Linked DNA regions of Mus musculus: region 1 is linked to region 2. The links are chromatin loops, found by intact Hi-C in ENCODE. Cell type or tissue: left cerebral cortex. All regions are shown on one strand. Each heading gives the region's core, and the rest is flanking DNA. Links, peaks and the distances in the headings are about the cores only.

The links. Peaks named below come from ENCODE experiments on the same cell type or tissue, not always from the same donor. Only the 100,000 strongest peaks of a DNase experiment are listed, where the experiment ranks them.
Region 1: it touches region 2 in a loop (3-fold over the local background); 2 of 42 quality-filtered maps call a loop at or near these places.

The regions. Positions count from the first base shown.
Region 1 is chr9:8,693,335-8,709,451 of GRCm38, reverse strand. The region is part of intron 3 of Gm32014 (predicted gene, 32014); the gene reads left to right. Among named protein-coding and RNA genes, the nearest start is that of Gm32014, 40 kb to the left of the region's middle. In left cerebral cortex, for the core only: a CTCF peak has its summit at 8,587 (motif pointing left); a DNase peak (open chromatin) is centred at 8,582.
Region 2 is chr9:8,888,918-8,904,097 of GRCm38, reverse strand. Pgr (progesterone receptor) reads right to left here and starts at 4,265. Exons shown (of 8, transcript NM_008829.2): 1 at 2,015-4,265; 2 at 351-502. The coding sequence starts at 3,630. In left cerebral cortex, for the core only: a CTCF peak has its summit at 2,258; DNase peaks (open chromatin) are centred at 2,301, 2,841, 3,550, 3,866 and 1 more place; H3K4me3 peaks cover 3,110 bases; H3K27ac peaks cover 1,737 bases.

The sequences.
Region 1 (16,117 bases), core at 6,673-10,672, 200 kb after region 2:
AGGGGAAGCAAGCCAGTAAGGAACATCCCTCCATAGCTTCTGCATCAGGTCCTGCTTCCTGACCTGCTTGAGTTCCAGTCCTGACTTCCTTGGTGATGAACAGCAGTATGGAAGTGTAAGCCGAATAAACCCTTACCTCCCCAACTTGCTTCTTGGTTATGATGTTTGTGCAGGAATAGAAACCCTGACTAAGACAAATTGGTACCAGCATAGTGAGGTATTCCTGTGAAAACCTGACTAGGTTTTGGGGAGGACTGCGGAAGGATTTTGGAACTTTGGGCTTGAAGATCCATTTGTTGTTAAGAGCTCCGTGGGATGTTGTGTAGGAGCTTGGAAGATAATGTTGAGAACAGTGCAGAAGATGGAGGTCTGGCTTGTGAAATTTCAGAGTGAAAATTAAAGACTCTTTTCAGGGCCATTGCTATTTTGATTGGGAAGATTCTGTGGTTCTGGTTAGCTGGGGCTGAAGAATCAGCTGTGATTAACAAGATACCAGTTTTCACATAAAGTGAAACTTTTGCATTACTGGGACTAGTGATGGTGGTTAGCTGGAGCTAAGAAATTAGCAGTGATTAAGAAGAGACCAGCATCGTTGAGATGACATCTTCTGGGAAGTGTTTTCTGAAAGCACAAAGAGGCTGTGTTCCAGAGATAGCCAAGGTTGTACTCCTGCTGCAGGAAGTCAGGACTGGAACTTAAGCAGGTCAGGAAGCAGGAGCTGATGCAGAAGCCATGGAGGGATGTTCCTTACTGGCTTGCTTCCCCTGGCTTGCTAAGCTTGCTGCAGCAGGACTTGGTAATGTGTAAGGGTCACCCAGGTGGCACTGGTTTTGAAGGCATGAAGGGGTCACACAGAGCAGCTGAGACTCAGCATTGTGAGAGGCCATGGAAAGCCATTGGTGAAGATTCAGCCTCAGTTGCAATTGACGGCCCAGGACTGAAAGGGTTATGCAGTGTTTTGGAGATGCCAGTACCATGAGATGACCACCAAGAGCAGCAGTAGCAGTGGAGTACTGGCATCTGGAGCCTAGAGGATGATGCGTGTGCTACAAAGGGCATGGATGGAGAAGTGACCCAAGCCCTTGGAGGAGCCCAGAAGATTGTGAGTTGGATCCCAGACATTGGATGGTTAGAGATTGATTTTTGCTTTTGATTGTGACTGTACCCTGACATTTTCCCTCTTGAAGGAAGAAACTATTTTAGTGGATACCACAGTTAAGAGACTTTTAATTGTAAAAAGACTTTGGATTTTTAAAGATATTGGACATTTTAATGGGGTTGACTTTTAATATGTAAAGACTGTGGGACTTTTAAAGTTGTTTAGATCTTGGGGATGAATAAGAAATTAAGGGTTGAGGCTTACTAGTGATGTGTTTGTGTGTCAAGTTGACAAGGGGTCAATTGTACTGGCTAGTTTTGTGTCAACTTGACACAGATGGAGTCATCACAGAAAAAGGAACTTCAGTTGAAGAAATGCCTCCATGAGATCCAACTGTAAGGCATTTTCTCAATTAGTGATCAAGGGGGAAAGGCCCCTTGTGGGTGGGACCATCTCTGGGCTGGTAATCTTGGTTCTATAAGAGAGCAGGCTGAGCAAGCCAGGGAAGCAAGCGAGTAAAGAACATCCCTCCATGGCTTCTGCATCAGCTCCTGCTTCCTGACCTGCTTGAGTTCCAGTCCTGACTTCCTTGGTGATGAACAGCAGTATGGAAGTGTAAGCCGAATAAACCCTTTCCTCCCCAACTTGTTTCTTGGTCATGAGGTCCTGACTGAGACAATCACCAAATTAGGTTTTAGGTCACAGAAAGGAGAAAAGTAGCTAACGAGTTGGTGGGCTGCTGTGATTTTCTACATGGGTTATTGTTACAATTGGAGTTGAAGGAGGTCAAGGATGGATCTAGGAAAAGGAAACATGAAAGCTAAGAGAAAATTAGCTGGATATGCTTAAGCAAATCCCAGAGGTCTCATGGCACCAGTTAGTTCTGATAAATGGCACAACTTTCCAGAGTCATCCTGCATCAGCGTGAAAATTGAACAGGGTATCAACATGTGCTAAGAATCAGGTCAAGAATGCTTCCATTTGAATGGTATGTATTTCTTCCCATTAACATCATAAAGAGCTCTATATTACTGTAATGTAGGCAGGTGCAGGTGTGGGCCTTGGCTCTCTCATGCTTTTTCTTCCTGCCACAGCCATTGGTTCAGTGCCTCTTCATCCAGGAATGGAGCCTATCCTTGCTGTCATAGCCATTGTTTTGGTGCCCCTTCATCTAGGAGTGGGGCCTGGTATGGCTTCCTCTTATCCACTTTGTCATGTTGACCAGGCTTGGTCTTTATACAGGCCAACACACTGCTGAGATTTTAATGGAACAGCATATTTGTATTTTAATTCATCCACTTTCTTAAAATTTAATACTATGTGTTTTCTTTTATAGCAGTAAGCATGTATTATCATCCATTCAATATTTTTAAACATCAGTGTATTCCAGATATCATTGATTTAGACTAAAAACAATGGGCATAGAAGCTACACAAACAGGAAGCACAAACAAACTGAGGGAGTCTGGGCACAAACCCAGTAATTTCTGTGTGATGTGTAAGCGTTACGACAGACTCCCAGAGGTGATCAAGAAACCGTCTGTCTGGGTCACCCACAGAAAGCTTTAGTGCAAAGAACAAGTGAGTAGCACGTTTTGAATACTTAGGAAGCATGACGACAATTTGAGATGTATTACCACACAGCTGTGGGAGATCCAGACCATTGGATGTCTAATGTGCTGTAAGGGCTACGCTTTTTTTCACTAATATGCTTTTATGAGCTTAAAAGTCATTTCAAATTCATCCACATGGGCATATGCTCTTATCAAACAAGTCAGGGATTGTCTACAGCCCTTGTGACTAGGGTCAAGGGTTTGCATTGCTCTTCTCCTGAGGGAAGGGTCCTTCCCCAGCTTGCTCACTGAATGAGTTCTCAGAACCCTGGTGATCCATTCACTAAAGCCCATCTTAATAAAAATGAAGAACTGTAGTTTATTCAAATTTCTTAATTTCCCTATCAATTTCTCCACCTACATAATGTATATGACCGTTATTTCTTAAATAGCACACTCAACAAGTAACCTATATTTCATCAGGATCTCTCCACAATAAAACAGCCCACAAAACACAAGCCAGGCCCAGTGCAGAATCTCTGAAGACAAAGGAGTGACCAGTGAAGGGATGGGACCCATTGACCATCTTTTCCTCTGTCCTCCCCTCCTTTCCTTCCTTCCATTCAACTGACTCTGCTCAGACTTTTGGAACATGTGCATCTTTCTAAGTTTCCAGCCATCATCTTAACCAAGGCCACCGTCACTCTTCCATTTCCAGATAGCTTCCTGACTGGTCCTCCAGCATTCCCCATGGACCCATAAGGCACTGCACAGAGAGAAGTGTGTAGCGGCTTGCTGCTGTGAGTTCCCTTCCCTCTGTCATAGCTGCCCATCTCTGTGGGCCCTCTTCATCCCTCTCCCTGCCCCCACCTTTGTCTTTATAGAAGACCACTCAATGATTTTTTTTGTTTGTTTGTTTATTTTGTACATGAAAGCTTGCTTTAGTATCTGCCTATGGTGCTTCCAAGCTGACAAAGGGAAACATTCTATAGCATTTGAAATGTAAATGAAGAAATACCTAATAAAAAATTGGAAAAAGTTAAAAAAAAAAAACAGTCTAAGGACTTGCTTTCCTTTCTTCTTCCCCTCCCCACCCTCATTCCCCTCCTCTTCTCTACTTTCCCTTCCCTTACTTCTTTCTTTTCCCATCTCCTTTCCTCCCACCCTGTTCTGTCCTGACTTCTCCACCACTGCTCTTTCGAAGTCTCTCTTTCTGTGGTCCAAGCTGACCTAGAGCTCAGTATGAGCTCAGCTGACCTTTAACTCTTGATTCAGTCTTTTAAGGGATGAGATACCATGCATGTATCACCACACCCTCCAAGTCCTGGTTTCTTTAGTACATTTTTTTTTCCTGTAATTTGTATCCAGCTCTCTAATTCATTGCTTCAAGAAATGAGGTTTAAAAAAAAAAAAAAGAAAAAGAAAAGAAAAGAAAAGAAGAGAAAAGAAAAGAAAAGAAAAGAACAGAGGTTTCTGTCCCACATCAACCCTATCAAATTATATGTCCCAAGGCTCTTCCCTTTCCCGGGAGAATATACATTTAAGAATAAATTCTACTCTCATATTCCTATCCAAAATCAGTTTTTAAATCATCTGACAACTAGGAAAACAAAACAAAGCTTTCAGACTATGTTTCTGTGTGGTCTCTCTGTGTGCACAACTGTATCTCTCCCTTCCACCCTTCCTTCAGTTCATTCTTAATAGGTTATAAATGACCCATGAGGGAGCCATACGGCCTATTCCCAAATACAGCCCACCCCAGATTAATCTTTGTGTGGTCTTAATAAGGTTTTAGATCACTGCCCTTACCCTCTTGGCCTTGTGATTTAAAAGGAAGTGGTGTTTGGGAGCTTAATGGAAATATCTATAAATGAGAGTCCCATTGTGCCAAACACTTTATATGTGAGCTAAAATTACACCCCTGTCTTAATTAAAAAAAAACACACACTCTCAATTTTAAGTAGAAATAATTGTGTTTTGCCTCTTCAATTCCATTTCTTTGTTTGAAATTTGCAGATGATATCACCTGTGTATGTAATGTGCAGTGTGATGATATGAAGCACAAATGCAAAAGACAAACAACCCCTAGTCCACCTTGCCTACATTCAGCACAGTATTCACGGAAGGTCCATGCCATACCATCTAGATCATGTTTTGTTTATAGTTCAGGTCTCTGATTTCCTATGAGCCAAGGATAATTTTGATCTTCTGATCTTCCTGCCTCTACTCCTTTAGTGTTGGGGAGTGAATCCAGTGCCTTATGAGTTCTGGGCAAGCATTCCACCACCTGAACTAAGCTCCAGCCCCACACCAGGCATTCTTACACGTGTTCTGCATTACACTGCCTTACCTGACACTGCCCTTCCCAAAATGGGTATCATGGAAGTAGGTTTCTTAAGGCTTTATTTGTTCAGCCAAACATGTCCATGGTTCAATACATGGAGAAAGCATGCATTAATGTGAAATGGATAAAAAAGTTAAAAATATTTTGACGTCAGAAATTTTCAGCATCTTTAAAGGGGGGGAGGTGTAGTGTCCAAAGCATTTATGAGTAGATTCTGTAAAAGTGTATGGGGTTAATTATTCTCCAGAAAACCTTTGTCCTCGTCATGCCTGGGGATGGGCTCACAGCCTAGGGCTGATAGGGAGAGCAAACCGAGAGGTCCTTCCCTGTTACCCTACATGGAGTGTTCTGCTGTCAGAGACCTCTACACAGGAAATGATTTGATTTTCAAGTGCCAGCTGCTTCTATGGTCACATTAGAGTGTTTAACTCTCGGGCCCTGCTTTACTTTCAGACATTACCAGATCCAGAGTATGAGACGCAGACTATTATTTTTACTCCCCCTCCTCAAGCTTCAGTTGTAACTCATCAAAAACAGAGCTCATGGTGACTGAGAACAATCAGGTCACAGCTTGAATTCTTTTTGCAAGGAAAAGATTGGATTATATCCCTGGTGTCTCCTCTGGTAACACTAACACTTCCAAGCTCTTGTTAAGGAAAGTGTTCCTGTTTGTGTGACACACCACCATACCCTGAGCCCACATGGCCCTTCTGTTTGCAGGCCTCCTGAGTGGTTGCTTATCTTTTAATCTATTGCATATTGTCACACAGTGTTCATCAAGCCAGACTCTGTCACTTGCATGCAGAGGCCTCCTGGTATGTTCTGTGGGCTAAGCAGAACTTAGAATGACATAGCTGGAGAGTTGGAGACAGGGAAATCATCTTTCATATTGCTCTCTGATATTTGGCTTTCATTCCCACATTAATGGGTATAGTAAACGTAGGCAGAGAAAACAGCCTGAATCAAATTTAAAACATTTCAGTGCTTGGTTGATGCCATTAATCCAGAGATCAAGGATTTTGGAGAGTTACTCTCGCTGGTGGTTTTCTTACAGTCTTGAGACTCAGTACAACAGTTGTACATAATTCAATAATTTTACTTTTCCTAACTCCAAAGTCAGTTCCATAAGATTAACCAACCACAAAGGGCTCTGTGGGATCATAAAGGGAACCATTCTCTTAGTGTAGAATATTTGTTGCTGCATAATTTTTAAAAGTTTCTGTTAACTTTCTTCCTGGACCACTGTAGTTTTGCTTCACTGGTTATATTTCTGTTTTTATCATTCACTTACTCCTATTAAGGATCTGGGGCCAAGACCTCTGTATAAGAACATAGGTGTATCAAGACACACCAGGCTTATTTCTCCACATATATTGCTCATTCTTTACATGCTCCCCTAAACTGAAGCATGTGGCCATTCTACATAAAACCATCGACCTTCTTTCTCTGTCCCCTTTGTGGGCACATGTAAAGAGAACTGTTTGTGAGGGTGCAACAGGGAGCAAAGGAAAGTGTTTATAAAACTGTGCAGACATGAGACAAATTTAAGAAAGTGTTCAAGAGGCTGGAGGGTTAAGAACCCTTGCTGCTCTTGCTGAGAACAAAGACACAGTTCCCAGTACCCACCAGGTGGTGCACAACTTGCTTTAACTCCAGTTCTAGGGAAATCTAATGTCCTCTTCTGGCCTCTGCCAGTCATACGAGCACACATGATACACATACATACATGCAGATGTATATATATATATATATATATTTAAATAAATACTTTTAAAAAGAAAATATTCCTAGTAAATAAACACTAGATGAATAGCCATGTTCAGAATTAGAGCATGGCAGAAAAATCCTGTCTTTGCCTTTGCCACACCTTGCCTTATGGCTTGGGTACCCAGGGTTCTTCAATGACCTCTTTGCCAAGGGAAACATTGACAGCCCTGGCCTGCAAAGACACGGGCATTCTAGCTGATTACATTTCCTAGAATATTCTTTGTGCCCAAAGGTAAATCTTATAACCCATAGAAAATCTTGCAAGTCTACATAATAATAACAATGAGATGAAATAAAGTTTCACTTGCAAGCTCTAATATCACAGTGAGGCTGAGTATATTCTCTAAAGAACAAAAATATGACAGCTCTTGGCAGGCTTGCCTCTTAGTACTGGAGATTCAAGACATGTGAGACTTTCATTTACCCGTCAATACTGTTCAAAGAAGTTCACAGGTGGGAGAAATTGGGCTTTCTTGCTGGAAATCTATTTGCATTCCTCACTATGGTGTATCTCCTTCAGTTATAATCTGCCTTATCTATATAATATAATATATATATATATAATCTGCCTTATCTATCAGCTAGAAAGTAAATCCCACTCTCAGTCATGCTCTGGGCTGCCGTCTTATGCATAGATATGTAACTAGCAAGCACATTAATTAGCCATTTATCTTCTGTTTTAAGCTAACTGTGGAGGGGCAGGAAGCATGTCATATCCCTCTCAGCCCTCAGTGCCTAGCACACAGCTGGGCACTTGATAAGAGCTCAGAGGATATTACTAAGATGCAAATGAATTGAAGGTGGCCTTGCTGGGCATGGAGACAGGTAAGAAAGGTATTAATTTTCCTTTGCTTTCCATTTCTTTCTATCCTTTGAAGAAAATTCACTCCAGTGTGTTTAGAAACATTGGTCTTCATTTTCCCATCTGCAGTTAGAGCCCGGTTAACTCTAGCCGAGACAAGCAAACAGCCACACACCTGACCCTCTTTACAGCTCACTCAAGAAAACCAGGCCTCCATCCTGGTCATCACATTGTGAAGGAGCCATTCTGGGCTCATACCAGTCACCAACAACTCTTTGTCCCTGTCAAACAGAAAAATAGATACATGGCCTATAGCTGTCATGAATTGCGGTGCCCATGCTACAAAGGACAAGCCGTTCCTTCTTTACAGTCAATCAAGCTAGTTATGGAAAAGCCATTAGGTCATCTCTGCTGCTCTTTCTTCTGCCTGCGTCAACCCCCTAACTTACCCCTGCAGGAAGTTGTCCAAGCCTAAGTAGTTATTTTTCTAAGTTAATGATGGCAGAGCAGAAACACTGCACTGATGGGAGACAGTGACATCCACGAGCAGATCTTCAGTATCTTGCCATCAATATCTTCCCTTTACACCTGTAACAGCTACTTAAAGCCAGCTCCTGTTCACTTTATTCATCAGCTCTTTCTAAAGCATCCACTGGGAAGATGAAGCTGCATCTATAGGCACTTCAAGGAAAGGGGAAACGCAAGCATTGACTGTGTCTCATTCCTGTTTTCTATGTGCATAGAAGCTGAGGGTTGTGGTAAAAGGGCCAACACTTTTCTAGTAACTCACTTTCTAGTGAGTTTTCAAGAGAAAAAAAAAAACAAAAACAAAACTCTGCCCGATCTGCAACAAAGCCTGATTGCCTGCAGGAAAATGTTCATATTGATGTCCTAAATTTCTTGCAAAGCTAACCTAAGCTTGTGGTCTTAGAAGTCTGGGAACCTCTCACCCAAATCTGCCTTTAGCGGCTGACATCAGAAGCATGGAACAAGCCTGCAGATGTGGACAATGGCGCCCTCTTGTGATGGACTTTGTCACATGCTGTTTGTTCCTGTCCTTGCTGCACAGCTGAAAAGACAATTTGTTCTTTTCCTAACTTCGCTGCAGATAGACAGGAGCAACTTGACCTGAGTCTGCGGATGACTTCAACACTCTCCCATTTAGACACTATCTTCTCTGCCATTATATTCTTGCATTCAGAAAGTACTAGTCTTTGCCGTAAATGAGTTGGGCTTTCAGTTCTGGTTTTAGGAACAATGGTTCACCTTCTTTACTCTCAGCCTCCATGTGGGGACCACTGTGAGAATGAGGTTAAAATAGTATGCAGCAGAGTGAAGCACCTTAGAGAAAAAAAGGATCCAGTAGACAAGGCTTTAGCATAAGGCCACTCTTTTTTTTTTCCAATTTTTATTAGGTATTTTCTTAATTTACATTTCAAATGCTATCCCAAAAGTCCCCTATTACAACCCCCCACCCCGCCCCCGCCGCTCCCCTACCCTCCCACTCCCACTTCTTGGCCCTGGTGTTCTCCTGTACAGGGGCATATAAAGTTAGCAAGACCAAGGGGCCTCTCTTCCCAATGATGGACAACTAGGCCATCTTCTGCTACATATGCAGCTAGAGACACGAGCTCTGGGGTACTGGGTAGTTCATAATGTTGTTGCACCTATAGGGTTGCAGATCCCTTTAGCTCCTTGGGTACTTTCTCTAGCTCCTCCATTGGGAGCCCTGTGATCCATCCAATAGCTGACTGTGAGCATCCACTTCTGTGTTTGCCAGGCCCCGGCATAGTCTCACAAGAGAGCTACATCTGGGTCCTTTCAGCAAAATCTTGCTAGTGTATGCAATGGTGTCTGTGTTTGGTGGCTGATTATAAGATGGATACCCAGTGCAGCAGTCTCTGGAAAGTCCATCCTTTCATCTCAGCTCCAAACTTTGTCTCTGTAACGCCTTCCATAGGTGTTTTGTTCCCAATTCTAAAAAGGGGCGAAGTGTCCACACTTTGGTCTTTGTTCTTCTTGAGTTTCATATGTTTTGCAAATTGTATCTTAGGTAATCTAAGTTTCTGGGCTAATATCCACTTATCAGTGAGTACATATTGTGCGATTTCCTTTGTGATTGGGTTACCTCACTCAGGATGATGCCCTCCAGATCCATCCATTTCCCTAGGAATTTCATAAATTCATTGTTTTTAAAAGCTGAGTAGTACTCCATTGTGTAAATGTACCACATTTTCTGTATCCATCCCTCTGTTGAGGGACATCTGGGTTCTTTCCAGCTTCTGGCTATTATAAATAAGGCTGCTATGAACATAGTGGAACTTATGTTATTATTACCAGTTGGAACATCTTCTGGATATATGCCCAGGAGAGGTATTGCTGGCTGTACTATGTCCAATTTTCTGAGGAACTGCCAGACTGATTTCCAGAGTGGTTGTATAAGCTTGCAATCCCACCAACAATGGAGGAGTGTTCCTCTTTCTCCACATCTTCACCAGCATCTGCTGTCACCTGAATTTTTGATCTTAGCCATTCTGACTGGTGTGAGGTAGAATCTCAGGGTTGTTTTGATTTGCATTTCCCTGATGATTAAGGATGCTGAACATTTTTTCAGGTGCTTCTCAGCCATTCGGTATTCCTCAGTTGAGAATTCTTTGTTTAGCTCTGTGCCCCATTTTTAATGGGGTTATTTGATTTTCTGGAGTCCACCTTCTCGAGTTCGTTATATATATATATTAGATATTAGTGTCCTATCAGGTTTTGGATTGGTAAAGATCCTTTCCCAATCTGTTAGTGGCCTTTTTGTCTTATTGAAAGTGTCTTTTGCCTTACAGAAGCTTTGCAATTTTATGAGGTCCCATTTGTAAATCCTCAAACTTACAGCACAAGCCATTGCTGTTCTATTCAGGAACTTTTCCCCTGTGCCCATATCTTCAAGGCTTTTCCTCCCTTTCTCCTCTATAAGTTTCTATGTCTCTGGCTTTATGTGGAGTTCCTTGATCCACTTAGACTTGACCTTAGTACAAGGAGATAGGAATGGATCAATTCACATTCTTCTGCTTGATAACCACCAGTTAAGCCAGCACCATTTGTTGAAAATGCTGTCTTTTTTTCCCTAAATGGTTTTAGCTTCCTTGTCAAAGATAAAGTGACCATAGGTGTGTGGGTTCATTTCTGGGTCTTCAATTCTATTCCATTGGTCTACCTGTCTGTCGCTATACCAGTACCATGCAGTTTTTTTTGTTTTTTTTTTTTTTTATCACAATTGCTCTGTAGTACAGCTTTAGGTTACGCATGGTGATTCCACCAAAGGTTTTTTTATCATTGAGAAGAGTTTTTGCTATCCTAGGTTTTTGTTATTCCAGATGAATTTGCAAATTGTCCTTTCTAATTCGTTGGAGAATTGAGTTGGAATGTTGATGGGGATTGCATTGAATCTGTAGATTGCTTTCAGCAAGATAGCCGTTTTTACTATATTGATCCCACCAATCCATGAGCATGGTCTTTCCATCTTCTGAGATCTTCTTCAATTTCTTTCTTCAGAGACTTGAAGTTCTTATCATACAGATCTTTCACTTCCTTAGTTAAAATCACGCCATGGTATTTTATATTATTTGTGACTAATGTGAAGGGTGTTGTTTCCCTAATTTCTTTCTCAGCCTATTTATCCTTTGTGTGGATAGAGGCCATTGATTTATTTGAGCTAATTTTATATCCAGCTACTTCACTGAAGCTGTTTATCAGGTTTAGGAGTTCTCTGGTGGAATTTTTAGGGTCACATATATACTATCATGTCATCTGCAAATAGTGATATTTTGACTTCTTCCTTTCCAATTTGTATCCCCTTGACCTCCTTTTGTTGTCTAATTGCTCTGTCTAGGACTTCAAGTACTATGTTGAATAGGTAGGGAGAAAGTGGGCAGCCTTGTCTAGTCCCTGATTTTAGTGGGATTGCTTCCAGCTTCTGTCCGTTTACTTTGATGTTGGATACTGGTTTGCTGTAGATTACTTTCAACATGTTTAGATATGGGCCTTGAATATTTGATCTTTCCAAGACTTTTATCATGAATGGGTATTGGATTTTGTCAAATGCTTTCTCAGCATCTAACGAGATGATCATGTGGTTTTTGTCTTTGAGTTTGTTTATATAGTGGATTACATTGATGGATTTCCGTATATTAAACCATCCCTGCCTCCCTGGAATGAAGCCTACTTGGTCAGGATGGATGATTGTTTTGATGTGTTCTTGGATTCGGTTGTCCCTTGCTCTAGGTAAAGGGACACTATAGCCAAGTGGCACACAGATGAGGAGGAGTGCAATCATTCTTAACAATTCTTTGTTCAAAATTAGTCAAAATTTTGTCAAGGAAAATTAAACATTTACTCTGCACATTTACCAGATTCTTCTGTGTGTGTCTGTATCTAGACCAGATAATGAGCAGCCAGTGGAGCACTGGGCCACACCTTGACCAGAACTGTTCAGATCTGCATATACTTGGCTCACTAACTAAACTTTGGTCTCACTTCAGAACATCAAAGGTGGACCTATGAGGTCATGAGGAATGCGGCCTCAAATTTGTTTATCCTTCCCAGTGTCTGCTTCCCACCCTTAATTCATCTCTGTCTCCTGAGGGTGAGCCACGGAACCTGGCTTGGATCACAGGTTATAAGCCCCAAGTTCTGTGGTCAGCGGCAAACCTTGGTCTCCAGATTCTCATTACAGTGTATGTTATACCTCTTGAAATAGTGAAGGGAAATCCACACAAAACCAGCTTCAGCCTAAAGCATCTCTTAGGGTACAAGGGCCAGGTTTTTCTTTGTGTCTCAGCATTGTTTTGTGTGCTTACATTCAGTCACAATAAGTACATGGCCTTTCTTAGTCCTGGGTATGGTAATGTAAAGCCATCTCTTGGGGGCTTGTGTGTCTGTGGCTTTGGGATGTCACAGGTCCTGTAAGCTACAAGTTTTCCCCTAGGGCTGTGAAAGTGTGTGTGAGGGGTGGGTTGGTTTTCTTGCCAGGGTAGGAACTGAAATTGAAGCTGAAAATGAACCGCCTCAACACTAAACATGCACACATCCTACTGCAGAAAGAAAGGCAGCCACAGCCCTGGGGTACTGGCATGCCAACTCTCACTCCTCACTCCCTCCATGTCTCTGCTGTGCATTTAAAGCCCAAAGCTCCCAAATACTCTCTGTGTGGCTTTGTTCATAGTCTGTGGATTGGATTGAGCTTGAGTGCTGTCATCTCTTCCTAAGAAGTAGCATCTACGTGATGGAGTTTTCATGGAGATTTGAATAAATAAGGCAGATAAAGGAAGACCTGGCATGAACTCTACCTGGCCCCTATGTTTAATAGATGACAATTGTTGTTATTATTTCTAAATTATATGCAGTATATTATTTCTAAATTTTATGCAACACAAAAGAACTTTTTAATGGCAACAATTAGGTGATAAAATAAATTAGTTAAAAAAATCAGGTCTCTGTAGTAAGATGCTTGCTGTGTAAGAGAACCTGAGTCCAAATCCCAGATGTCCAAAAGTGTAGGTGTGGCCATGTGTGCACCTATAGCCTAAGCACTGTGCAGACAGAGACAGTAGGGAGGCTGGGGCTTGCAGACTGACAACCTGGCTCTAGGTTCAGTGAGAGAGTGCATCTCAACAGGACAGTGAAAGTGACTGAGCAGAATATGGATGCCTAGTGTCTCCACTGTCTTCTCAGTACCTGCAGACCATTGACTGTCTCCCTACACCTATCTCACCTACACCTACACACACACACACACTTCACACATATACCACATATGCACACAAACATCGCATACCACACACACAGTACATAGATATATCTCAGGTACACACACAAACAACACAAAGCAGATCACACACACACATACACACACATCACCACACACAGTATGCACACATACCTCATAGAAACACACACACACAGAGCACATATTACACACATCAACACACACACACAGAACACAAAGCACATATTACACACATCAAAACACACACACAGAACACACAGCACATATCACACACATCAAAACACACACATAGGCCCACACATAAAACCCTTTATTATTTTATTGTGCTTTTTGTTAAATCTGAGCATGTAAGCCTTCACAATTTAATATTTTAGTGCCATCCAACTCACTGCTGGGAAAACCCTGTGAAGGGTTGGGTAGAAGACGATGTCAGGCCTTAACTACACTTGCTGTTTAGATGGTTTTCAGAGCCCATCTCAAATGCCAGGATTAGGAGCACTGAGAACCTGAGGTGATCTCAGACAGCTGTAGAGCCAATCTGTGTCATAATGCTCTGAACTGCTAGACAGCCTGTACCAGGGCACTCTGTCACTCAGCTGCCCATCCAAGCTCGCTCCTTGCCCCTGATTCAACCAGGCCAGCTAAACGAAGGGCTGCAGCCATGACCTTTGCCTTGCCAGACAGTGGTGCTAGAGAGTGAAATGGAACAGAGATTATTACTGTATGATGCTGCTGCTTCAGTCTTGTGCCCTGAAGCCAATTTCTGGAAATAAAAGAAGATATTTCACATTTGTTTTTTTTTAAGAGTTTTATGGACCTCCTGATGTAATGACTCAGTGGGTAGAGCTACTTCCCATCAAGCCAGACTGCTAGAGGTCAATACCTGGACTCCCACATATCAAAGGAGGAAAGCAACTCTGTCCTATGACCATATCTATACTGTGGCACATGGACATAAGGGCACGCACACATGCTATAGACAGACAGGCAGGCAGGCAGGCAGGCAGGCAGGCAGGCAGGCAGGCAGATAGACATCATAAGAATCCAATAGGCTTTCTTTTTGACATAAGGATTCTGAGGCTAGTCCTTTGCTGAACATGCAGGGAGATTAGAAACGTGAAGGGTTCTTCTAATTTAGCACCAGGCAGTCTCTTGATGCTCTAGCACTGGCTTCTAAGAGTTCACCCTTTAGTTAGGTCCAAGTTTGTGACCTGCTGGTGGCAAAGAGCACATGTGGAAGGAAATATGGGGAAAAGAGGAGGGGAGGAGGGGATGAGGGGAGGAGGGGAAAAGGGAGAGAGATGCAGCTAGCCATTGTAAGGAACTATAAAACAGGGGGTGAGATCAGAGTGTGACACAGATGTGAGGTCAGCAAAGGACCACACTTTGCATGGGAGGTCAGATAAGCCTGCACTCCCTGTAACACACCAAACTGCATCAGAGTGGTAATGCTGTTGGGAGATCAGGCAGAGTAAGAAAGGCAGACACTCCAGGCAGCAAAGCCATGCTGCCCTAGCTGACATCAGTATCCTGCTTTGCATCAGAGTGGAATCCATAGCCTTCCTGTGTCCTTCTCCACCTCCACCATGCTCAGTGGACTGTGGCCCTCCACCCTTGGTCCTTCAGTTCTACTATACCCATCCTGTGCTCTGACCTAAGAGTCTTTTGCTTAGGCTCTTCCTGCCTGGTACATTTTCCATCTGCTTTACTCACTTCTCTGCCATCTTCAGATATTTTCCTACTTAAAACTGACTTACTAACTTGTCTTCATGATTCCTTGGAGTAACGATGTAATTTTACTGATGGTGGGTCTTCAGCCTCCTGGCTTCCATGTCCATGGGAAGGCAAAAGTTTTCCTTGTTATCAGCCTCACCCAGGTGAGCCTCTAGGGTACACAGCACTTGGGGGATATTTATGGGATCACAAATGAATCAGTCACCTGCTACTCATCAATCCAGTCTGTAGTGAGGGTAGACCTCCAAGGATCCCTAAGTTTCAAGCCTGAGAAATAACACACGTGTTCAAGGTAGTCAGGAACCCCATCGCGGCAGGTGAGTGAATTCATGATGTAGTAACCTACCTGACTTTTGCAGAAGACTGCAGACCAATGGATAAGCCATGAAGATACCAGAAAACATACATAGAAGTGTGTCTTCACTGGAAATAGCAGTAAATGTGCAAGCAAGACCATAGTGGACATTGGAGCTAAAACAGAACAGTATTTGCTAATGACAACTCACACGAATGGATATGTTGTCTCCTTGTGGTTCTGGAACTCTGTCCTGTGTTTATGTCCTCTCTACATCCTGGCAGTGCTCTGTGTGAGGCTCACCTTGGTATCTGGTAACCCATATGCATACCTTGAGTCTTGTTTCAAGATTGTTTAATAAGCATGTAAATAGCACTTCACAATTTAGTTGTGACATTGTGGGTAGACAACATACAAAATATAGATAAGGCCTGTTTCCTGGCAGTATCATCCAGGTGAAATTCTTAAAGACAGACCTTCTACATGTCTTATTCAATCCACCCTCCAACCCCTGACCTGGCAGGGTTCAGGGATATTTCAGCAGTTTCCCAGATTCCCAATAGCACCCGGGTTTTTCTTCCAGTCTTTCTCTATCTCTCCATCCATTTCTCTAGGGCCCCACAGCAACAGTAGGCTTCACCACTTCCTGTCTGATCCTCCAGGGCCTTGTCACAAGCCTGCCTGAACTGTGTCACTGTGACCTCCCAGTCTAGATAGAAAACAATGTGGTCTGGCCAACAACCACATA
Region 2 (15,180 bases), core at 1-4,000:
ACAAATATGCACACATATGTAGCTTTGATTACTATAAACCCAGTGTTTTGTTTATTCAGGAGATATATATGAACACATCACTAGAGTAAAGCTGTTGAGAGGAAGAGAATCTCTCGCCAGTGTCATGGCTTGAGTACTGTTGAAAGTGTGAGTCACAGCATACACTTATAATAGCAAACCACGTTCACTCTTGGGTACTGTAGGCAATGCAACTGGTTAAAAGAGCATCATAATTTCAGGTGGAAAGAAAGGCCATCATTTCTTAGAAACGAGCATAACTAAGTGGATAAAGGATTGGATGGTCTCCATGACAATGAGAGGGAAGGGAGAATGAGGAGGAAGCTTCCTACCTTCCATTGCCCTCTTAAAGAAGACCTTGCAGCTCCCACAGGTAAGCACGCCATAGTGACAGCCAGATGCTTCATCCCCGCAGATTAAGCAGATCTTCTGAGGTAAGGAATCAAAGCCATACTGTGGGCTCTGGCTGGCTTCTGAATCTGGCCTTGAAATGCAAACAGATTCTGTTTAGTTTTAGGTACACTGCTATCTGATGAAGAAAGCTTTTCTAAACTGGTATCTATGAGTATCTTTAAAATAGAATCATAGTATTTATTTATAGGTTTTTTGTTTGTGTTTTAGTTTTTTGCTAAAGGTCTCCTCATGTAATTGGGTTGACTTTAAACTTGTTCCATATCAAAGCCTGGCCTTGAACTCATGAATTCCCAGCTTCCAAGTGCTGGAAACAGAAGCATTTGCCACCATTCCCAGTTTCTAAGGTGCTGGGGACAGAACTCTGGGCTCAGTGTATGGTAGGTAAGCAAAGTTTCTAGGAACTGATCTACATCCCCAGCTCCTAGGACCATAAACATACAAAATACATATATACTTACATGCATACACACATATACACATACATACGTATACACACATATTTGAATTTCAGTGCACTAAACTTGGTGCTTGATATCTTAAACTCCCTATAATGGATTCCTTGAACACACAAATCATTAACATTAATAAAAGGGGAACAGGTGCATCCTTCCATGTTCACAAATGCTAGAAACACTCCTTTAAAAAGAGCTCCTTATACAGAAGTGATTTTGCCTTTGGCAGATGAAATATGACCTCCTTCCTCAATGCTGGGTCACAACAAACACGGCTGAGCGTTAGGAATTTAACTGGAATTAGCACTGGTTCCGGTTTGAAAACTCTGGAACAGTTGATTGCTCCAACATATAAATATAGTTGTGACTTCAAGGCATTGTTAACACATTGACATTATTTTGCCTAGTCACTGCATCTGAGACTCTAAAACTTGAGCATGTTTTTTCCTTTTCAAGTCCATTACTTCAGTATGTGGGGAAAATGCTCTTGAAGACATATATGAGGGGAGTAAAGTTGTCTGCACCAGTGTGAGCGTTCCATGCTCTGGTCGCCTGCAATTGTTGTTTAAACCCACCATTCAAACACTTCCCTCCTGCAGTTTACCACACTCTTGATGTTCCTAGGAAAATCAGGCCAGAGACCTGTGCAGATAGATCCCTAAGGGCTTTCTGATTTCAGTTCTGAAGCCACAGTTAAGCCCCACCCCTTCCAGAAAAACTGGCTTTTACATCTCAGCCTCCCCAACACACACACACACACACACACACACACACACACACACACACACACACACGGAGGGGGGGGGTGTCCTTCTTACAAAGTATTTAATGAAGTCCCCAACAAATCCTCAGCACAATCAAAGATCTTAGAGCGAGGCCTCAGGGTTTGAACCTGGGTGCTCAGGCTTCAGGAAGTTTGCAGGCAATGTTTGGGAGAATGGTACACAATAAAATGGTATATCTGCACTCCCTTTTATGCCCGCACCACACACACAAATGTAAGAAAAAGGGAGGCAATGGACAATGCCTGTTGGGTCTCCAAAGACCAGCTCCACAAGCCCCCGCGGCCATCCTGCCACCCAGAGATGATGGGGGAATGGAGCAGGGCAGGGCTGCCTGCAAGTGCTCACCTCAGGTAGTTAAGGTATGGCGGGTAGACCTGGGGCAGGCTGTCCTTGAGCACCGCGGCCTGGTAGCCCAGCTGCGGGAGCCCATTGAGGCCGAGCGGCTGGTAGATGGCGGGTGCTGCGGCGGTGGCCGGGGCGGCCGGCAGGCTGTCCCGGGGTAGTAGGCAGGAGCCGGCGGCTGGGGGCTTGCACGGCAGTGGCGCGAACGAACCCTGCGTGGGCGGCGCGCCCTCCGCTTTGTACAGGATGCACTCCAGCGCGGAGCCGGAGGAGGACGCTGGCGACACCGCGGCGCTGCTGGGTCCGCCGGCCACCGCCGCTTCTCCGGGCCTGGAGGATGGCGCTCGCTGCGGCGCGGGTGCCAGCGGGAAGTCTGGGAAGGTGGAGGAGCTGGCTCCAGCCGACAGGTAGGGGCGCGGCGAGCGCACAGCAGCATCCGCGCCCTCCTCCTCCTCCTTGATCTTCAAGCCAGGCGTCTGGAAGTCGCCGTAAAGAGGGAACACGTCCTCTTTGGGGTCGCCTTCCAGAGGGTAGGTGCAGTCTGGGAAGTCACCGCAGGGCACCGGCGGGGATGGCGCGGAGGGCGAGCCCCTAGGCGGGGCAAAAGGGCCCTGGGCTGTGGCCCCGCCGTCGTAGCTGTCCCCCTCCAGCAGCTGCCGGGTGCGGGCGGCCAGGAGTGCGTGGTTCAGAGGCAGGATGGGCACATGGATGAAATCCACCACTGTGGTGGCCAGTGGGGAGCGCCCGGGGGCAATGGGAGAGTCTTGCTCCAAGGAGACCCTAGGAGCAGAAAACCGTGAATCTTCCTTTGGGACCAGAGTGACACCGCCTGGGGCCGCTGAGGCCGCGTTGGCTGCGACTCCTCCTCCGCTGCCGGTGCCTTCCAGTGCTCGAGGTTTGCTCTTTAGAAGCGGAGCTGCAGAGCCCTCGGTCTCCAGGCCACTGTCCTCTTCCACCTCCCCTGCAGCTGGCTGCGGGGACGGCTTCACCCCTGCCCCGGGCCAGTGAGCACTCCCCGAGGTAGGGAGCAACAGCTGCCTGGGTGGTGACAGTCCTTTGGGCAGCACCTTCTGTCCTGCTCCTGTCCCGGAGCTGTCGCCAGCCTTGATCTCTGGCCGACTCATGAGCGGGGACAACAACCCTTTGGTAGCAGGGACACTGCGGGGGTCTTCTGGAAGCTCTGGCCCAAAGAGACACCAGGAAGTGATGGCCTCGCAGGCTGGAGGGCTGGCGTGACTCTGTTCGGTCCCGGAGGGAGTCAACAACGAGTCTAAGACACTGTCTAAGAGTCTGCTGTCCTTCTCCGGGGCTCTGGAATTTCTGCCTCCTTCCCTATGAGTGGCTTCTACCCCAGAGAAAGCTCCCTCCACGTCGGACAGCGACTGCTGGTCCCCTGTCTTTCCGTCTGGGAGCTCGGGACCCCGGCAGGACCGAGGAAAAAGCAGCCCGTCCAGGGAGATCGGTATAGGCGAGACTACAGACGACACGTCCGAGTGCTGGCTCCCTTGGAAGGGACCTGAGTCCAAGCGTGCAAGCAAGGGGGACCCGATGTGTGGGGGGGAGGGCGAAGCGCCAGACGTGTGGAGAACCTGCGGATCCTTTGCCTGCAGCTCAGTCATGACGACCCAAGCTCCCCTTTTCTCCTCCCCTGTCTCCTGGGAGGAGGGAAAAGGGAAGGAGGAGGGGGTGCCGGTGATATAGGGGCAGAGGGAGGAGGAAGTGGGTGTAGAGTCGCAGGACCCGTGGGATCTCCACCTCCTGGTTGGGAGGGGCGGTCTTGGTCAGCTCCTGTCCTTACCCTCCACCCAGACGCAGAGGAAGGGTGGTAGTCGCGCTGTCCCGGTCGCGGTGGGGTGAGGACAGGAAGAAGTAGCTGGAGCAAGCTGGTCTGGTCTGAGAACTGGGAGTTATTCGAGAGACTTTTTTTCGTGTTTCTTCTTGAATGGGAGACCCGGAACTGGTGTGGCCGGTGCTGAAAAAAAGGACTCCCGCTATCTCCGGACTTCTTATGTTTGTTGAAACCTAGACATCCTAGGAAGTTTGCTTTACAGTCCTCACCAAAAACCTGGGGCTAAGACGTAGCCCATTCTTACTCGTTCTCCTGCAGCGACAGTCTCTATGGCTCCCTAGGTTCTCTACAATCCCAGCGAGTTCTGGTTGCAGGTTGCTCTAGTAAAGCTAAGAGAAGTTAGCAGAATGTCAGAATCCTCGCACCCGTAAATACTACAAAGACTGATAGTGACAGTCTAGACTGGCTCCATAGCTTTCTAGCAAGCGTTGGCGCTCTAGGAAGGCCCGCCCAAAGCCCCTCCCTAGCCAATCACTGGCTAGATCTAAATCTCTGGCGTTGGAATTCCAGCTACTCACTAGTCTGATTCCACCTGGAATATCAGATGCTTTGAGAAGAAATCTAAACATATCAGAATTTGTACTGAATTAAGAAGCATGCCAGCCCCACCCTATAAAAAGCAAAGTTGTTGTAAAGATTTCAGGATTTGAAAATATTTGTAAATATTCAACACAGACAGTGACATATCGTGACATTTTATTTTTTGTATAAAAGGTATAAAATGATCTCAAGTATTTTCATTTTATTACGTGTATATGTCTCTGGGAGTGTATGTTACATGGTTATATAGTTGCTCAGACGTCAGCAGAGAGGGTGAGAGCCCTCAGAGGTGAAGTTGCAGGTGCTCTGATATAGGTGCTGAGGTCCTAACTGGGGTTCTCTGCAGGAGCAGCAAGTGCTCTGTGTGTATATGTGTGAGTGCTTGCATGTGTCGCGTGCATATGGTAGTCTAAGACTAGCCCCAAAGAGTGGATTTCCTCCTTGAACCATGCAGATTCTGGAGATAGAACTCATCCTGAGTTTGACACTGAACAACCTTACTGGCTGCCTGTCCAGCCTTCCTCTAACACGCTCAAACTATTCTTGTGACAAGTGGGCCACCAATGTGACTTAGCAGTTAAGGATGGAAGACAGTTGGTAACACATCGCTGCCTGTATGGGGAGTTTGGACATTGAGTGTCATATTCTGTTTGTTCTGATTTTCATGAGGTTCTCTTCAGTCCTTACTAAATATCTACATCACATATTAAGTTTTCCACTGGGAAAGCTAAATGGCATTTTCTCCCCTCTATGTTTCTCTACTCTTAGAATAATTACCATTGAGCTTTAAGAATAAATCACCTTTAAAGTCATGAGAACACTGTGGAGGGGAGAGAGTAATATGATTTATTTTATACACCGTCATAAGCTGTCCACTCTCAAGCCCAGTCAGTGGATGCCGTGACACATCGCTATTCAAAAGTGAGTTAGTCGTTTGGGAAATGCCTTTGAGTGTTTCCAGGCCATTTTAATGCTGAAGCCTGCAGTTATTCTCAGCCAGGTCTAGAAGATTTGTGAAAGGCTCCAAAACTGCAGAGATGGCAGAGCTGCTGGAGGCAAGGTGCCTAGATGTCAATCACCAGGGAGGTGCTACATAGTCGTGAATTGCTGCTGTTACACTGGACCATTGGGCTTGGGTGTGGACTATTCCAGCAATGAGATATTGCTGACTAATTTTAAATGTGTGAGAATTAGGGAGGGAGAAGAGAATTCAAGGAAGCAGTTATTGTATGTCTTTATGGTATCAAATGGTAAAACCGGAGTGTGGGAGCTGGGGGTGGAGGCATTCTGGACAGTGCATAGAAATAAGTGTGGGAAGCAAAGAAATGAGGCTAGCAGGTAGTCTCCTATAGGAGCATATACATGTATAATGTATATGGGGAACCTTGACTAAAGACAGAGTAAGATATTGAAAACTTGCCTCCAAAAGTGCACACATTCCCTTTAAAATCTCTGCATACTGTCCTTCCTCCTCCTTTCTTTGCAACATTACTACCCACACAGTAACCGATGATCTGCATCCTATCACTGTACACTAGGACGATGATCTGCATCCTATCACTGTACACTAGGACGTCTAAAGATCCTTGTCTGCTTTACTAGGTGTTAGGTTATGCTCTGTCTTCGACATAAGTTTTTTTTTTTAAGACTTTATATCAACTGGCATCCCTTTTCAGAATAGTTTTAGATTCATAGCAAAATCTACCAGCGAATACAGAGTAACTGTGCAGCTTCCTGCATGTTGTTATTAGTGAGCTCAGGCAGGTGCATGGTTGTTAACTAATGCCCAGAATATATACAGTTTTCTTTCAATATCTGTTCTCTTTTCTAACATTCTACCTGTAACAACTTGTTTCATTGTTATCATTGTTTCCCAGAATCCTCTTGGCTATGATGGATCTCAGACATCCCTTGTATTTCATGACCTCGATACTCCTGAGAACTCTTGTAGGGTGACATTCTTTAAGTGGTCATGGCTCATGGATTTGGGAAGGAAAGTTAAACTTGGCAAGTGGTGTTTAAAGGGTTCACACTGACAGGACTCACAGTAGGCTGTTGGCCTTGAGCACCTGTGTGAAGCAGTGATTCTCAGGGTCCTTCATATGGGTATTAGTTCCACATTTGGGAAGTAAGTCACTATGAGCAGTAAGAGTCAATATGAGTGGAAGCATGTGGGAGCAGGAAGTTACATTCTCTACTCCAAGATGGAGCAATTAACTGAAAGCTTAATCTGTAATTCTGCATGGGTGAACACAGTTGAGCCCTAGTACCACTTTATCCGGTCTTTTGTGTAGACCACTATGATACACTTTGAGTACTCGGGGCTCCTTTGCTGTCCTCTGTGCCAGGTGACACGCTTTGTTGATCTGTGTGGCAAAGGTGCATGGGCATGGAGTAAACTATTTTGAATACTTTTTCTTTGGTTCTCTGGAGTCAATAAAAAAAGTTCTCTTTGGTTCTCCAAGCTTCTTTGGAGATGTTTTGCCTGCTACCTCTATCCTCCTAGAATCAGCCATTTCTCCTTGGAATTAAATTATTTTATTTGAAAAAAAAATGATATTAGAAATGAAAACTTCCACTCCAGTTTATATAATATGCTCTTCTTATTTTTGGTCCAACTCTTTGAGTTTCAACTATTTATACTAGAAATCAATAGTTTACTCTATTGCAAAGTTAGAAATACACTGAATGACTATAACATGTTGTGTTTGCCTATGCTGACAGTTGACAGTTGTATGGTTTATGATTGGCTAGAAATTTACCATGTGTATTCCTGTCTTTATATACATATGTTTTAATTTTTCTTAGAAAAGTATTCAGAAGTGAAATGGCTAGGCTATATTCATGTGTTCTGTGGCCTTCTTGTGATCTCCATGGACTTCATACATTGGCTGCATTGCCATCATCACAATCCTTGGAGATTGGGCTGCTGAGAAGGTAATGTATAATGGACAGTTGCTTAGTCACTCCTGCCCCATGGTAAGATTGTAAGAAGTATCATCTATGCACCAGAGAGAAAAATCTCCCCAGAAATTGAATCTGCCACTTGGATGATGCTCTGATCTGTGCAAGGTAGCTATCCTTCTGGTGTATCGAAGCTACCCATTGAAGAAATGGTGCTTTATTATAGCATTCCCAATGGACCTATACCTAGGTGTGCACACAACACCGTAGGTGTGCAGACAACTGTCAAATCACTTTCCACAGTGGCTGCCCCATTTTTCTTTCACCCTACGTTGCTGGAGTTCTAATTATGCCATAACCTGAGAAACAGTTGGTCAATATTTTTTTTTATTTCAGCAAATGTATGAAGTGTGTGAAGTAATCTCAGTGGGATTTTGGTTTTGCTCTAAAGACGTATGATGCTCACCTTCCTTCCCTTGTTTGTTTTCTGTATATCTTCTTCCATATATCTCTGGGTCTGAGCACATACTTATTGGCTTTTAAAGATTATCTGCTCAAAATGCTAAGAATAAGTGGCAAACAGATTTCTGGTATAGATTGGGAAGGGGGATCATTAACACCGCTTGTAGCTAGTTGGCAGCTACTAGGAAGAGGGAGTAATTGGGACTGGGTGTAGTCACTGGTAGCTTATGCATGATCAAGTGGAAAGCACCAACTAAACTCACTGCATGTAAAACAAAGGAAGAGACAATGAAGGTGGGAGGGAAGTTTGTTGGAGATAGCCAGGATTAGTAAGGGAGAGGTGGGGTGCTTAGGTGTGATCAAGAACATTGTATACATGTATGAACTTGTCAAAAACCATCTGCTAAGATACCTTTTAGCTCTTTTAGCAACTGATACAACTCATCGATGGGTTTAAGACCTCCAGGCATGTTCATCTTTAAGTTCTTTGTCAATTGGAACTGTCTGATAGAGATTATTTTGATCAATTTATGTTTTGATTGATCACATTTTCACTGTCAAAACAAATATAAAAAATCATTACTAAGGTGAGACTCTGAAGCTTTCTCTCATGTAGATTTTGCATTACATCTATGATATAATTAGATTTGACTTTTCATATGGCACAAAGTCTATCTCTGTGCCCACTTTTTGTGTGTATGGCTATCAAGTTTTTGACAAATTGACACAATCCAGAGTTACTTGGGAAGAAGGACCTCAACTGAAGAATTGCCTTTATCAGAATGAGATGCAGGAATGTCTATTGGGCATTAGCTTGAGCAGTTGAGCCTGGATAAGAAAAGTATCTGAGCATGAACGTGGTATAAGCCAGTAATCAACATTGGTCTGTGGTTGCTGATTCAGTTCCTGCCTTGGTTACCCTCAGTGTTGGAGCACAGCCCTTAAAATGTGACAAGCCCTTTCCTCCTCAGTGTTGTTTTCCATCAGTGTTTTATGACAACAGCAGACAAGCAGGTCCGGAAAAGCACTATCATTTAAAGAAGGGTTTCCTCGTAGGCATGCTTATGTATCATACGACTTAGGATCATTCCACGAGCTTCTCATTTGCTGTGGACTTCAAACACACCAAGTTTTCTGCAAGCTTTGTACCAGCTTTGATTTTAACAGCACTTGTGTAAACTTTGCACCTTGAAGGTAGTTTCTCTGTCTTCTGCCTTTCTTGAAAATTATTTTCCACTGTTATTCCATCATCTTTATTTCCTTCTACACCATCTTCTGAACTAGTGGCATGATTCATAGCTACCCTGAAATCAACATCTTGATGGGAATTAGAACTTCGTTTATAACCTTTCATTTCCTTATTCCATGGCTATTTAAATGTGTTGTATCAGGCTTTACTTATTGTCAAAGTAGATTAGTTAATATCTATTAAGATGATATAAGACCACACTGAGAGCCTGGAATTGATGTAATGCTTGGTAGAATTGTTCAAATGGTGGGTACTTTCCTGAATGTGTCTCTTCCAAGTTCTTGGTTGAATCACTCACCCACAATGTTACTGGATCTCTCTCTCTGATACAATCACAGTTTATCTGTTTTTCTCTCTCAGAGAGAAAGAGAGAGAGGGAGAGAAGGGGAGAGAGAGGGAGAGAGAGAGAGAGAGAGAGAGAGAGAGAGAGAGAGAGAGAGAGAGAGATGAAAAGTACACACTGAGATGGTTTCTAGCAGCACTCCAGGAAGTGAAGCTTCCTAAGAACCCAGACTTAGCCTAATGACCGTGGACTTCCAACTTCCCCAAACTGGGAGAGGCACAAAAACTGTAGGTGATCTTGTCTGGTAATCTTGCACACTCTCAACTATAATCTGCTAATAAGAGTAAAATTGATGATGACACAAGAAGTCCATATCCCTAAACTGAAGACTGGATAAAGAAAATGTGGTACATCTACACAGTGGAATACTATTCAGCTATTAAAAACAAAGATGTGATGAAATTTGCAGGCAAATGGATAGAAATAGAAAATATCATACTGAGTGAAGTAAGGCAGACTCAGAAAGATACCCATGGTATGTACTTACATCTAAGTAGATATTAGCCAAAAAGTACGGGGTAACCATGCTACAATCCACAGACCCAACAAAACTGAGTAATAAGGAAGGCTCAAGGGAGGGTGTGTGAATGTCACTCAGAAACAGAAATAAAATAGACATCAGAGGTGGAGGGAGGGAGGAAACTGGATAAGAGAAGGGGTGAGGATGGGAACAGGGATGGGGATCAGGTGTTGAGAGGCCTGGGAGTGAGGACAGAAATTGTTACCAAGCATTTCTGGGACTAGCAGGAGACCTTGGTAGGAAAAGGGGGGTTCCCAGGAGTTTATGGGGGTGACCCTAGCTGAGACTCCTGACAGCAAGTGATATGGAGACTGAAGTAGTACTCCCTGTAGCTAGGTGAGACTTCCAGTGGAGGGAGGAAAACATCAACTCACCCACAAAACCTTCAACCCAAAATTTGTCCTGCCTACAAAATGCTCAAGAATAAAGATGGAACAGAGATTGAGGAAAGGCAAACCAAAGAGTGACCGTATTTGAGACCCATTCCATGTGAATCCAACCCCTGACACTTAATGATACTCTGCTATGCTTGCAAAGAGGAGCCCAGCATAATTTTCTTCTGAGAGGTTTCATTCAACAGCTGATGGAAACAGATGCAAAGAGCCAAAGCCAAAAATCACATGGAGCTTAGGGAGTCTTGTGGAAGAGTGGGGGAAAATTGAGGGAGCCAGAGGGGTCAAGGACACCACAAAAAGACCTACAAAGTCAACTAACTTGGGCCCACATGACTCACACAGATTGAACCACCAACCAAAGAACATGCAACATGCAACACATTTGCAGCAGATGTGCAGCTTGGCCTTCGGTCCCCTAAAAATGGAGTAGGGGTTGTTTCTGACTCTTCCCTGCTATTGAAACCCCTTCCTCTATCAGGACTGTCAGAGCAGAGTGGTACCCAAAAGGGCTTCCCTCTCTGAGGAGACGGGGAGAGTGTAACGAAGGAGGGATTTGTAAGGGTGGACTGGGAGGAAGGGAGAAAGGTGGCTGTTATTTGGCTGAAAAGTGAATAAATAACTAATGAAAAAATAAAAGTTAACTATTTTTTTCCAAAAACTAATAAATAATAAACTCAGAATATTTTTGTAAATAATGGATTTGGCATTGGAATTGGAAGAATCCACAATTACTGTAAATCTGATATTGTGTTAGTACATCTACTTCATCTTATTACTTAGTACTGATATGAGCACATCCTTGGCTTCACTGAGGTAATAAGAAGCACATTTATACTTATTTGCATGGAAAATTTGTAAATCTTTTTTTCTTAAGAATCCTGCACAGCATAGAAAAAATCCTGTATGAAATACACTGACTAGGCAAAGCACTTTAAAGTGATCCTGCTCCAGAGTTAAATGAAACGTCTGCAGTACAGTTCACAGAGGACTTCAGCCCCAGCAGCCCCTTGCCACTCTGTTCACATCTTGGGAAAATATTTCTCTGAAGATGAGTTTTGTCAAATTCTTCACTATTGTCTCCCTTAATGCATTTCAGTAGGCAACTTCATTCACACTGAATCAATTTCAATGGATTCATTTTACTTAAAGAGTCTTCCTCTGACTATTTCAAACTAACTTAAATACAACTCATTCTTGTTTTAGAGATATGCTTTTTCTTTTTTCCTGATGAGTTCTGTTTTATTCATCTATATGTACATTTCCTCCAGAGTAAAATCTCTTAACAATATACATGACCTTCAAAGCATTAGGAAAATGCTTTCACTGTAAACAAGTCACCAAATTCTCCAGCTAAACTTTACTCTCACCAGAAGTCTGTCCATTGCTGGTGGACATGGTCCCTCATAGGTTTTCTGTACAGTGTCTGCTTATACCTTGGGGTTCCTTTTGTCCTCCAGAGCCCCTGAGTACTCTGGATTTAGCCTCCAAGTAAGGAAAATGGGCAGTTTAACATGGACCAAGCCTGTAAACAGAAATTACCCTTTATGGTAACCTTATACCATTCAGAGTTAGCTAACTAACCATATCAAACAACACTACAGGCTGGGAAAAGTGGTCAAATTAAGTATGCAAGAAAATAGGTGATAAGTTTCATAAACAGCTTGCAAACACCCATGACACTCTTTCTTCTCTTTCTTCTTTCCTTGTTTTAAGAATGATTTTTCACTTCTTTTAATTTAACAGTGTATTAAATAGACATTCAGTGACTGTTTATTACATGCTATGCCCATGTCTTTGTCATGGGCAATTGTGAATTGTGGTAGCATTTCTTATCTGGAGTTTGTCTAACATTACATGATAGGCTTCTTTAGCCCCTTGGCCCTTGTTGTTGAAGGTACATCCCAGGTGAATTTTTGTCTTCCCCCAACCCGCTGCCAAGGTTCCAAATACCACTTAATTAGCATTCTCCTTTCAGGGCCTGATTGCCAGAGGTTCTCACCAACCACAACTGTGGTCTGAGAAAGAAGATATCTGGAAAGATGGTTTGGGAATGAGATCATTTGATATCTGGATGTGGGGCCAATGCTATCACTGAAGGTAGGCGGAACATTGTCCTAGATATGTGACAGTCCTCTGCTAATTAAAACTTCTGCTATGAGATGTTAGGCTTGTAAATTTGTAGAAGAGAATAAGAAGCTTGCTCTGCATGCCAAGTATCTGTAAAAAAGAAAAAGAAAAAGAAAAGTAACTACAAGGGCATTGAAATCAAATGGCTCTTGCCAAATTCCTTCAACACTGGCAAAACAAGGAAAAGACTGAGACCAATTTACAGTCAGTTGAAATCCAGTATACAAACCCGTGGGTTCCCTCTGCAGCGTAAAGAGAGCATTATTGCTAGAAAAGGCAGGTCAGGGAATGTCAGATCAGACATACAATGGCCCACATTTTGAAGAAGGCACTTCAAAGTATGATAGAAAAGAATAAGACTTCTCTGATGTGATGACATAGATTTCAGGCACAGAAAGTTTCAGTCTCCTAAGCTTCAGTGACCCTTGCCTCCAGTTCTCTAGGCTTCTATTAATCTCCAAGTCCACAGAATTGGGATTTAGGGAAGGTCTGGTGTAGTATGCTCTACTAAGTATGTCCCATGCTACATTTACATAAGATGCTGAAGTGCACTCCATGTTGCTGTGGTCATTCTTCCACACTCTCAGAAAGCTACTGCGCATTCACCACACACAAAGTCACTGACTGCAGTGTGAGGAAGGCTTATGGAGATGGCACCACTGAGCCCAATTGCAAGTAGCCAACACATTGTACCAATGTGTCATTCTAAAACAGGTTGTATTAGTCTTTACTACAAACACCATACTATAAAGTAAATAGAAAGAATAGATCAAGATGTGCAAATATCACCAGAGGATCATAAAAATATGAAAATAAAAACAAGGCAGGTTGATGCTTCTCAAGGGTCACCATTGCCCAGGCCCCGAAGTGGGAGAAAATGTGGTAAAAATGTGGTAAAACCCAAAACAATGATTCTAAGGAATTCTAATGAGCTGCATTGAAAAGATAACCATTTCAAGTAAATCAGGAAGGTGATTCATGATCCAAATAAGAAATCTAGCTGTGAGATAGAGATCATTGAAAACAGCCAAACAGAAGCCCTCAAGTGGAAGAACTCCACTTATAAGATTCAAAAATGTAGCCCAGGACCTTAAGTACAGAGCAGCTCAAGTGGAAGAGAGACTTCCTGAACTTGAAAGCAATCTGCTAAGATATGTCAGTTGCATAAAACTCAAAGAAAAGCAAAAATGAAGAAAGTCTCAAATCTTATAAGATGTCTTTAGCAAGTACTGGCAGTATGGACAGTCCAGAACAGGAAAAACAGACATCAGCAAATACTGACATTATGATATTCCAGAACAGGTGAAATGGGCACTCACATCTTAGGCGATGGAATATCGCCAAACTTCCCTACTTATGACAAAGATATGACCATTTAGGCTCAGAGGTTTTTAGGCTCAGAGACCTCAGAGAGTTGACAGAAAATAGTAATAGAAAACCTTCCGGAGGCCAAAAGGTACTTCTCACTGTCCAAAGTGTAAGACAGAGAAAGAGTGTTGAGCAAAAAAAAAAAAAAAAAAAAAAAAACAATACCAAGTCCAGCTTCCCACAAAGATCCCCACTAAAACCACAGCAGAGTGTTTAGGAGACAAGAGGATGGCATTGTCAAAGCCCTAAAAAGGAAGAGGGGAGATTGTGGTAATAGTGGGGATGGAATACAGCAAAGCTACCCTTCAGAAACCCAGCAGACATGAAATCTTCCCAAGATCAGCAGATTGAAGGATTCATTCCCTTTAGACTAGCCTTACAAGGAACAAGGAACATTGCTGAGAATGAGACTGTCCCAGAATATTAACATGGAGAAGAAAAAAAGGAAGCACACCTTACCCAGAATGCCACTAAACTACAAAGACACGCAAGAGAAGAGTAAGAGGCACGTGGACAACACAGACAGAAACTGACACAGGATGGAATATATATATATTCAGAATAAATGTCCTAATTAAACAGTGTAGGTTGCTTGAACAAATAACATGAGCTTCACTCTTTCCTCTCTCACCATACACAAAAATCAACTCCAAATGGGCAAAAGACCCATATAGAAGACATGAGCTGGCAAAGTGACAGGAAGAAACTATATGATTTAAGATACAAATGTGGGGTGTGGGGGAGATGGCTCAGAGGTTAAGAGCACTGACTGCTCTTCCAGAGGTCCTGAGTTCAATTCACAACCATTTGTTATGGGATCTGATGCCGTTTTCTGGTGTGTCTGAGGACAGCTACAATATACTCATATAAATAACAAATAAATCTTTAATAACATACAAATATGAAAAATATTTTTATCAAAATTCATAAAATATAAACATCAAGTACAAAATAAATGATACTGAATCAGTCCATGAAATTGCTATAAAATTTAAGAAACACACAAAAAAAATGTGTCAAGAAGCAGCTAAGAAGATGGCAAAAGATGTTTACAAGATATGACACTTGACAAGTGTCATTAATATTTTAACTTAAGAATTTCTTGACAATTATTATTTCTGATATGACTACATACATCCAACAGTGTGATTCTATGTGCTTGTTAAATAACCACTGAAGAACATTTTTTTCTGTCTCACAACTTCAATTTTAGTTACATAGATTTAATCCAAGAGCACACGTATTACACTTTGAAGACTCAGTGGGACCTTTAAAAGTATTCATATGAGGCAGATATATTTTGGTAAGACATATATTATCATATGATCATATTACTACTTCAGAAATTACTTTTAAAAGCTTTTCTTTTCTTACCATCTGCTATGCATATTATGAACTTGGCCAACACAAAA